Regions from separate parts of the Homo sapiens genome. Here region 2 is linked to region 1. A link is an interaction called in ENCODE POLR2A ChIA-PET data of the cell type or tissue named here. Cell type or tissue: PC-9. All regions are shown on one strand. Links, peaks and the distances in the headings refer to the core of each region. The heading gives the core; the rest is flanking DNA.

Region 1 (5,377 bases), core at 250-5,249:
GCAGGTGGAGAGAGCCACAGGGAGGTGACAGCGATTGGCCCAGGGGCCGGCCTCAGATCTGGAGTGTGATGAGAGCCATTTCAGGGCATTGTAGGGGCTATGTTTCCCAGGTCACACTAGCTACTACGCTGGGGAGAGAGAGGACAGCATGAAGGGAATGACTTTTATAATCTTGGAGAAGATAAGGTTTTTCTTGCATTACATCAAGGCCAGACTAAAAAATAATAAATTCTCACTGGCAAATGACATCATAAACAAAGATTAGGGATACATGAAAAACTGGGGGAGAGGGTCAGGCACAGTAGCTCACGCCTGTGATGCCAGCACTTTTGAAGGCCAAGGTGGGCGGATCGCTGGAGCCGAGGAGTTCAAGACAAGCCTGGTTAACATAGTGAGACCCCCATCTCATTAAAAAAAAAAAAAAAAATTGGCCGGGCGCGGTGGCTCACGCCTGTAATCCCAGCACTTTGGGAGGCTGAGGCGGGTGGATCACAAGGTCAGGAGATCGAGACCATCCTGGCTAACATGGCGAAACCCCGTCTCTACTAAAAATACAAAAAATTAGCCGGGCGTGGTGGCAGGCGCCTGTAGTCCCAGCTACTCAGGAGGTTGAGGCAGGAGAATGGCGTGAACCCAGGAGGCAGAGCTTGCAGTGAGCTGAGATCATGCCACTGCACTCCAGCCTGGGCGACAGAGCGAGACTCCGTCTCAAAAAAAAAAAAAATTAAGGCTAGGCACGGTGTCACATGCCTATAATCCTAGCACTTTGGGAAACCAAGGCGGGTGGATCACCTGAGGTCAGGAGTTCAAGACCAGCCTGACCAATATGGTGAAACCTGTCTCTAATAAAAATATAAATATTAGCCGGGCATGGTGTTGGATGCCTGTAATACCAGCTACTCAGGAGACTGAGAAAGAATTGCTTGAACCCAGGAGGCGGAGGTTGCAGTGAGCTGAGATCGTGCCACTATACTCCAGCCTGGGTGACAATGTGAGACTCTGTCTCAAAAAAAAAAATGTGGAGCCATGTGTGGTGGCTCATGGGTGTAATCCCGGCACTTTGGGTTCTCAAAAAAAAAGGAAAACAGAAGTGTGTTTCTCCTCTATGTGTAAGTACAGAGATGAACAGCCCAGGGGTGGGCTAGCAGCTCTTATCTGGGATCCAGTTGCTTCCAGCATTCTACTCTGCCACCCCTAGATCATAGCCAAGGATCACATGAGGTCATTGTCTGAAAAGGAGCTCTGGCTGATAAATCCACATTCCAAGCAGCAAAGGGGCTGCAGTGAGGCTAAAGAGCCTGCTTCCCTATCTCTTAAGGAATGTTAGGCTTCCAGAAGCTGCAACAGGTCACTTCTGCTTCAGTCCCATCAGCCAGAACTTAATGACATTCTTCCTCAACTGCAAGTGAGACGGGAAGAAGTAGCCATCACAGACCCAGCCAGAATGTCTGTGGAGGAAGATGTTATACTGAGGAGTCTCCCTATGGTCTATTCACCTCAACTCAAAAATGGACAGAGGAAGTTTAAAAAAATTATAAGTAGGGAAAAAAGCTGCTTGCTGGCCAGGTGCAGTGGCTCATGTCTGTAAGCTTTGGGAGGTCAAGGCAGGAGCATCACTTGCATCCTGGAGTTTAAGAACAGCCTGGGCAACATAGTGAGACCCCCATCTTTACAAAATATCAAAAATTAGCCAGATGTGGTGCTCACCTGTAGTCATAGCTACTTGGGAGGCTGAGGCAGGAGGATCATTTGAGCCTGGGAGGTCAAGGCTGCAGTGAGCCATGTTCTTGCCACTGCACTGTAGCCTGGGTGACAGAGCAAGACCCTGTCTCCCCCCCAAAAAAAAAAAAAAAATGCTTGCTTTTCTACCTGGCCACAATCTGTTGGAGTTGGCTAACAGCCACCCCTAATAATCAAATAAATGGAAATGAAAATAGTACCTGGCTGCTGGTAGGTAGTTTTCAGATTTGTTGGCATCTGCTACACTGTAATTGGGCATAGTGGGCAGTTACTGTGTACAGATCCGAAGATGTAGTGCGTGTACTTGATCTGGGAGTTCCTCTTAATTAGAAAAGGTTATCCGCAGGAGACAGTTGGACAAGTTCACAAAGTTCTGTCTGCAACACTGTTCACTGAGTTGTTTAAAGTTGTACAAATTTAGAAACACCATTTAAATATCCCAAAAAACAGGAGATATGTCAAATTTTATATATGCTTACATTAGAATTGTACAAAAAGTAATTCTATATATATCTACACTTTAAAACATGGAAGAAAAGAAACAGGAAGATTTTCACATCGAAAACAAACAGTATGGATTGCTGGGGTCACAGACCCAAGTTACCACAGGGGCAGGTGGTAGCAGAAATGATGTCTGGATGGAGCATCCAGACGTCTGGGTCTAGGAGGCAGGAAGGCATAGTGGGGACTGCGGCAAAGGAGAGGGTGTGGGGCCCATCCAAGGGGGCTGCTGCGCAGCCACTACAGGTTGTTGCGGGGAGGGCCTCCCAGCTGCTCGGGAGCCTGAGGCACAAGAATCACTTGAACCTGGGAAGCAGAGATTGCAGTGAGCCAAGATCGCGCCACCGCACTCCACCCAGGACAACAGAACAAGACTTGATCTTAAAGAAAAAGAAATGCGTAATTTGGCCTGGTGCAGTGGCTCATGCCTGTAATCCCAGCACTTCGAGAGCCCAAGGCGGGCAGATCTCTTGAGTCTCAGGAGTTCAAGACCAGCTTTGGAAACATGGCAAAACTCCATCTCTACAAAAAATCCCAAAGTTATCCAGGGGTGGTGGTGCGTGCACACCTGTGTTCCCAGCTCCTTCCAGGGCGATTGCTTTAGCCCGGGACGTTAGGGATGCAGTGAGCCCTGACTGCGCCACTACACTTCTGCCTGGGTGACAGAGTGAGACCATGTCTCAAAAAAAGGGAAAGAAATGTATAATCCTGAGAGCTACTCATGGTTTTGAAAAGATGTGAGTCCTCTGTGGTAACCAGGTGTTCTCTATTTCAGGAATGTTCTATCACGGAACAAGCTCCTAACTGGGTGGGAAGCTGGGATAAGAGACCCCTAAAAATCACTCAGATTACAAAGCTTATGACCCAGTGAAACCCTTAGCTAGCCTGCCCTCCTGTCACTAAGGAGATGTGTGGAAGAAAAGGAGGCTTTTTGTACATAGAAAGCCAAGCCCGAGTCATCCTTCTTTTGCTGGGTGATCGGGAGGTGCAGCCCACAGTGGGAAGTGCTCACAAGGCAGGCCGTGCCCCTGTGTGACAGACATTCCCAGGCACAGCCCTTCTGCTGACTCACCTCCTCAGCCCCCTGGCAGCTAGCACAGTGGGAGGCAACCATCTCTAGGAACTTCATGAATCTTGAAAAAATAGATTTTTTTTTTCAGCTGGAGCTATGAAGAGCTCCACAGGCAGTATTTCATCTCTAGAGACAAAGGGCAGAGTGGGAGTTAGCGTGAGGGTGGGTGTTAACAGTCTGGCCTATTCTCAGCACTTTTTTCTTTCTTCTCCTCCTCGTTCTGTGTCTTCTGCTGCCTCCTCCCGTTGCTTCCCATGCCTGGGATTGATGGTGTGGGTTTCTCATGTGCTTTTTCCTTGTTTGGGTGCCATAGCATGCACTGCCTTGTTGTTTTCTTGTTGGATCGTCATCTTCTAACCTGAGAAAGTTTCTAGATTTGCTCAAAATAAAGTTTGAAAGGAAGGTCAGGCAAATACAAATCCCTCCAATTTCCTCTGATAGCCACAGCCGGAGATTCTGTTCCGTTTGTCCCGTTCCCATCAAAACAGCGATCAGCCCCGTTTCCTTGATTCTCACCAGGAGACCGATCGAATTCCAACCCAGCATCTGTTGGGGCTTCTGAGAACACAAAGCCATTCAGAAGTTCAGTGAAACAAAGCATGCACTGTCACACAAGCCTGTTCTCTGGCTTAATTAACCAGCAGGGCCAGGAAGAATCTCTTATTTGTCAGCGAGGGAGTTGTCCCATCATGGTTTTGGAGGGAAGTTGAGTTTTCATCCTTAATGACTAGGGATTGCTTGGGAACCTGAACTACCACTCCACAGTAAGAGCTCAAGTGGTGAACAGTAACTTTCTTTCTCTGTTAGTTATCAAAATGAAGCCAAAAGCATTCAACTAAGAGTCTTATAAAGAAGGTGTCTTCTTTAGGAAGCAAAAAACCAGAAGCGAACAGTCACAGCATACCACAGTTTTCTGGATTAGGGAGCAGAGTGGAAAGCCAGCTCTTGACACATAAGTGAACAGACGTTATTTTGCAGTAGGGGAAGAGTGATCCTGGAACTTTACTGAACGTGAATATACTGACTGGTCCTTGCATGGCCACAGGAGTGGTAGCTGAGGTGGGGAGCAAATTGTGAGAGGAACAGGCACCTGGCAGTCTGGATTTGAGAGTATGGCAAAACTTAAAACAGCATGTTCTCTTTCAATACAAAACAAAGTCCGTGTTTGTCTTGGGTTTTGGCTACGAGAAACTACAGAGAATTGTTTTCTACAGTGTCTTTGTCTTTTGAATGTAAGAGTTTGAAACCTGTCCAGTTCAAATAAAACCCTAGGGCTTTTACAGCCAGTTTAATTTGGTACAATTATCGCCTAGCCATTTGGTTAAGAGACACTCATTTTTCCAAACCAGCAGTGGACTGAGCCTAACATTTATAGATGTTAATACATTCAGTTCTGTAGCAGTGCTCGAAGGCAGATGTATCATCCTGGTTTTACTTGCTTAAGACTGTGGCCAGTAAATGGTAGCCTGGGTTTCCACCCGGGTCATTTGTCCTCGGAGTATTCCCAGGCCTGCCTTCTCCCCTCAGGCCAGCGCAGCATCTCCCTGGTGGATCAGGCATGCAGAAAGTCCTGGGGACCTTTGGGACCCTGGCTTAAGCGGCAGGGGAAAGGACATGATGTTGTTGGAATTAGGGAGGAAGGCTGTGAAAGGGAGGATTGATGAGGAAACGCAGAAACCTGGTAAGGAAAGGTATTTTAGACTTTTAGGTTGGAAACTGATTTTTGGCTTCAGAATTTTTTCCTTAACCTTAAAAATTTATTCTACAAAAGAGTAAAGTGAGCCCCCAGATTGTCCCATCACCCAGCTTCCACAGCTGGCTTTGGCGTGTTATTTCTCATCACTGTCATAAATATCATTGTGTGTTAAAAAAAAAAAAAAAAAAGTGAAGTTAGTGGGGTGGGTGTGATCATTGATCTGTCATCAAAACTGACCTCGGTTTCTTCATCTTCCTCTTAATAGCCACACAGCCAACACCATGTGAGCGTGCTATGCAGTGTGATTTTTACTGCATGGGACTGGGAGGCAGTGCTTTCCTATTTTGCAGATGAGGGAGATGATGTGT
Region 2 (5,377 bases), core at 160-5,159, 51 kb before region 1:
AGCAATCCAGCCAGGAGCAATCCAGCCAGAACAGGAACACTGACATTACTAATTACTGCTTATAACTGAGAAGTAAGGAGCAGTGAGTAAAGTGGGTCACAAGACAGTGTCCTAGCAGTCAAATGCTGCCGTCGGCCCGAGTGGCGAGGTGTCAGGTGGCTTGTCTCCCCTTCACCATGGGTAGACCTGGCAGAGCACCCTGTTGGCATGAGCAGAAGTGCTGTCACGTTGATCACCCAGGCTCACCGTCTACACACACGGTTAGAGAAATGGGTGTGCTTCTGTCGGAACTTAAAAACATGGCAGATCAACCCGTGAGAACAGAGTTCTTTGCACGGCTGTGTGAGCTGGGAAGAGACGACAGGCAGAAAAGGTGCTGCAGGGGGTGTGTGGAGGTGGAGCTTCAGCCTCTCCTGGCTGTGTGCTGGATAAGCCCTGAACCACAGGGTCCAAGTTGACTCATCTGTAGGTTGTCTTCAGCCCCCAAATCGCAATTCCATGATGAATGTGTACATTTTACACATGTGCGTATGTGTTATTAAGTGTCAGGCTGGTGTGGCAGAGCTGTCCTGGCAGAACATGCGTGTGTACATCCCTGCAGGCTGTCGGGGCATGAGCTCTAGTGTGGGCTGTATTGCAGGAGCATCAGCAGAGAAGGGCGAGATCTTCACTCTACCTCTCACTAGCCCTGGGCACTTCCCACTGCCTTTGTGGACTTCTGTTTGCTCTTCTGTAGAATGGGATAACAGTGCCAGTCCTGCTTACTATTTAGGGTTATGTGATGCTTGCAGATGTACAGGGAAAGCACTGCTGATGGGAGCTGCTGAAGTTTCTAGGGGAGGTGAAGGTGGCGCCTCCTCCCCTGGTCTAAGTGGTAGATGGTGCAGGGAGAGGAGAATTTCATTCTGTGGCAGCAGCTGATAGATTCCAGGTCTTTAATACTACCTGGGAAACCTTAACAAAGCAGTCAGTCACCAAAACTGACCTAGCTTCTGAGCATTGCTAACCATGCTTTTAGAGAAACAGGAAGTAAAAAGGATCTTTAAAATCTTTTTTTTTTTTTTTTGAGATGGAATTTCACTCTTGTTGCCCAGGCTAGAGTGCAATGGCGCGATCTTGGCTCACTGCAACCTCCGCTTCCTGTGTGCAAGAGATTCTCCTGCCTCAGCCTCCCAAGTAGCTGGGATTACAGGTGTGCACCACCATGCCTGGCTAATTTTTTGTATTTTTAGTAGAGACAGGGTTTCACCATGGCCAGGCTGGTCTTAAACTCCTGACCTCAGGTGATCCGCCCGCCTAAGCCTCCCAGAGTGCTGGGATTACAGGCATGAGCCACCCACCGCGCCTGGCCATAAAACCTTTAAAGATGTAAGTAAAATATAATACAGGTGAACTCGGCAAATAAGGGGGGTTACCTGCCCTCCTCTTCTCTTCTCTTTTCTGTTCTTTTTTTTTTTTTGTTTGAGACAGAGTCACCCAGGCTGGAATGCAGTGGCGCAATCTTGGCTCACTGCAACCCCCCGCCTCCTGGATTCAAGTGATTCTCCTGCCTCAGCCTCCCAAGTGGCTGGAATAACACCCAGCTAATTTTTTTGCATTTTTAGTAGAGACGGAATTTTGCCACGCAGGCCAGGCTTGTCTTGAACTCCTAACCTTAGGTGATCCACCTGCCTCGGCCTCCCCAAAGTGCTAGGATTACAGGCGTGAGCCACCATGCCTGGCCTTTGTACTATTTATTAAACTCTGCATATCTAAATGATTTTACTCAAGTCTATCATGTAATTACAGCCCTAAAACTACATTTCTTATGCTTTAAAAACTTGTAGGAAGTCCAAGAGAAAAGGAAAACTACTTGACTACAAGCCTAGGGTTTTTTGTTTTTTGTTTTTTTTTAGAAAATGGCCTCCAGAAAGTGGGAAATTATTGATCACTTGACAACAGAAGGGATGTGGGTTTCTAGGCGCCCTGCCTCCTCGGCTTTGGATGTTTTGCCTTTCACTTTTCTTCTTCTTTCTTTTTTTTTTTTTTTTTAATACTACAAATATGGTTATTGTTGAGAAAGTCTTGGAGTGAGTCATGGTTACAAAAACTGAGCGTAACTTCTGTCACTTTTCCTATACCTCACAAACTAGCCAAAATGCTGCCATATCAGCTTCTGGAGCCAGGCCTGCCCTTTGCCCCCGTCAAGCATCCACCTCCCCAGACCCTTAGCGCTGCACTCCAGGACCCCCTTCCACCTCCCTCCTGTGCTTTTGGTTCTGCATATTGGCTCACAAGGCACTGATGGTGGTGCCATATAATAGGATATCATTTTGTTTCACAGAATCGGCAGCCTGTTCTTTTATGAGAGAGGAAGCCACAGCAGAACCAAGTAAGATGCCAGGCTTCTCAGATCCACTTGAAGAAAAAGGAGTATTTCCTTTACCTAGTTTTGTGAATATTTTTCCCGCTTCTCTCATTCAGTCAACATTTGAGTTCAGACTTAAACTTTATATTGAAGAACACAGTGCTTTGCACAGTAATGTTAGTAGCTGTTATCATCATTTGGGAATTCGTATCATATTATTAAGAGCAACTCTTTCACTAATAAGAAAGCTAAATAAACTGAGAATTGCCCAATCCTAAGTCACCCACAGTTTTACAGATATCCCAGTCCAAAAAAAAATAAGACAAGCCTGATAATAAGTATGGATAAGGAAGTCTCCAGAAGATACACTGTCAGATGTGTAAAGCAAGGTAAGGTGCGCAGAGTGAGCCTTCTGCTCACTTTGTATAAATGTAAAGGATAAAGCTGGTAAATACATGCGCCTTTAACTTTTTTCTTCAAAACCTAAGCATGAAACACAAACTGCTACAGGAAGGCTTGACAAGAGGGGAGTTTTTGCTTTTTGTTTATAATAACTTCTGTATTTCTTAGCACATTCAGTATGTGTTCTTCTTTTCACTAGTGTCAACAGAGATACGAACATTTAAATTTTTTTAAAAAGCTTTAGGATAGAAAAGAGGTGTAGCTGGGCAATTTCCTTTGACATGCGGTTTGTCTGAAATAGAGCAGCCCCTTGTTTATGATTTCCAGATATGTGAGTCTGTTTTTTTATGTACAGGTTTTACCTTGGCTCAATTTACTGTCTAGTTACATTTTAACAGCTTTCTACTCTGCTTTTTCTCTCAATATAAAAGTAATCGAAAGAAGACTAATCATTTTTGAAATGCTTTCAGTTTTACACAGTTCTGTGCGTGAAAGCCTGGTGTCCCCACCAGCCAACTGTGGGAATCCAGGACATAGAGCAGGAATAGCTGCTGCTTATTTACTGCTCTAATTACCTCTTCGGTTCCATTTGCGGTCGCTAGTTCCTTCCATCAAGCAAAGTGAAAATTGTCAAAACGGCTGTTTTTCCCTCCTGGAAAACAGAAAAAAGAATATGGCAAGATGTTAACTGTGGCATGACAGTCCGGGATTCTGGACACGACCTACATAATCTTCCTTGTATCTCTTTGTGACTTGGTTTCCTCATCTGTAAAATGGTGAGATCATGATCTCTGCCTCACCCACTGGGTTGTCTGAAGATTAAAGGAGGGGATGTTTGCAAAACTCTTAGCACCTTTAAACTTAGGTCCTTGGAAATGCTAGTGGATTCACTTATCTTCTCCTTCCTTAGATGCTTGGAAAGTAAGACACTGGCATTTCTGTCATTCTTGATTTCCTGGTCATTTGGGGGCACTTAATTTCTCTGTGTTGGTTTCCTCCTCTGTAATGAGATCTGTTAATCTCAGGATTTCACAAGGGGCAGGCAGAGAGGCTTGTCACAGCCTTTTAGAACTAGAAGAAACTTAAGATGTCATTTAGGTCCACAAGTGCCAATATGAGAGTCTTTCTACAGTATCTTTGTCCAAAAGTAGATGTGAGTGGACTCTTTGGTTTCTGAAAATCCCACATCATGTCCCCTTAATTTCTTTTCTTTCTTTTCTTTTCTTTTTCTTTTTTTTTTTTTTTTTTTTGAGGTGGAGTTTCACTCTTGTTGCCCAGGATGGAGCAGTGACGCAGTCTCAGCTCACTGCAACCTCCGCCTCCCAGGTTCAAGTGATTCTCCCTCCTCAGCCTCCCAAGTAGCTGAGATTACAGGCGCCCGCCACCATGCCCAGTTTATTTTTGTATTTTTAGTAGAGATGGGGTTTCACCATGTTGGCCAGGCTGGCCTCAAACTCCTGACCTCAGGTGATCTGCCCACCTCAACCTCCCAGAGTGCTGGGATTACAGGCATGAGCCACCGTACCTGGTCTTCCTTTAATTTCTAGATTTTGATTTTGAACCTGGTGTTTCTATAACATTCACTTGACTGTGGTGATGAATCCAATTAGAATAATCAGGGCTCTGCTTTTATCTTTTAAGATAGGGATCCCCAGTCCCCATCCCCAGGCCACACAGGAGGTGAGCACTGGGCCAGTGAGTGAGCATTACGACCTGAGCTCTGCCTCCTGTCAGATCAGCAGCAGCATTAGAGTCTCAGGAGCGTGAACCCTGTTGTGAACTGCTCATGCAAGGGATCTGAGTTGCACACTCCTTATGAGAGTCTAATGCCTGAAGCCATCTCTCCACGCCCTGTCCGTGGAAAAATAGTCTTCCACGAAACTGGTTCCTAGGACCAAAAATGTTGGGGACCGCTGTTTTAAGATCTTCTGTAGGTAATATGTCATTGCCGCAAATAGCGCTACCTTTGAAAGCTTGTTTGACAAATCTTCCAAACCCAGCTCACATGTATTTAAAGAAATAGTTGACAAGTGCAGTTCTAAGTGAGCCTCACAATTTAGAACATCAGTTTAGGAACACTGGCGTGCATTGTACAGATTTGGCTTCCCTGCCTCAGCTTTCCTAAAGGCACTGATGGTTAAGCAGCACTTAACCAGAGAACAGATAACATTCAGACTCTTAAGCCACCACTGTGTGACTGTCCGCACATCATTTACTCTGACTTTCCTCATCAGAGAAATGGGGATCCTGTTTTCTGTCCCAGCCCCCTTCAGGGTGGTTGTGAGAAGCAAATGAGGCCGCAACAGGTAAGGGCTCTTTGACAGAGGTGTCAGAAGCCCCCACAGAAACCACGTGGCAGCAGTGGTGTTCTTGAGAGTTTGGAGAAGCACGCTCCATTTTTTTTTTTTTTTTTTTTTTTTAATAACAGAGTCATACTCTGTCAACCCAGGCTGGAGTGCAGCAGCATGATCTCGGCTCACTGCAACCTCTGCCTTCTGGATTCAAGCGATTCTCCTGCCTCAGCCTCCCGAATAGCTGGGATTACAGACGTGCATCACCACGCCTGGCTAATTTTTGCATTTTTAGTAGAGACAGGGTTTCACCATGTTGGCCATGCTAGTCTCGAAC

What was found. Peaks named below come from ENCODE experiments on the same cell type or tissue, not always from the same donor. Only the 100,000 strongest peaks of a DNase experiment are listed, where the experiment ranks them.
Region 2: POLR2A ChIA-PET joins it to region 1 with 6 read pairs; 8 of 35 experiments call an interaction of 5 or more read pairs at or near these places.

What each region holds. Positions count from the first base shown.
Region 1 is chr7:5,635,111-5,640,487 of GRCh38, reverse strand. The region is part of intron 15 of RNF216 (ring finger protein 216); the gene reads left to right. Among named protein-coding and RNA genes, the nearest start is that of RNF216-IT1, 43 kb to the left of the region's middle. RefSeq lists enhancers at 263-1,127, 5,233-5,377, 3,575-5,377. In PC-9, for the core only: no CTCF peak of the experiment used is centred there; a DNase peak (open chromatin) is centred at 3,267; H3K27ac peaks cover 464 bases.
Region 2 is chr7:5,686,017-5,691,393 of GRCh38, reverse strand. All of the region lies in intron 13 of RNF216 (ring finger protein 216), which reads left to right. Among named protein-coding and RNA genes, the nearest start is that of RNF216-IT1, 8.2 kb to the right of the region's middle. In PC-9, for the core only: no CTCF peak of the experiment used is centred there; no DNase peak of the experiment used is centred there.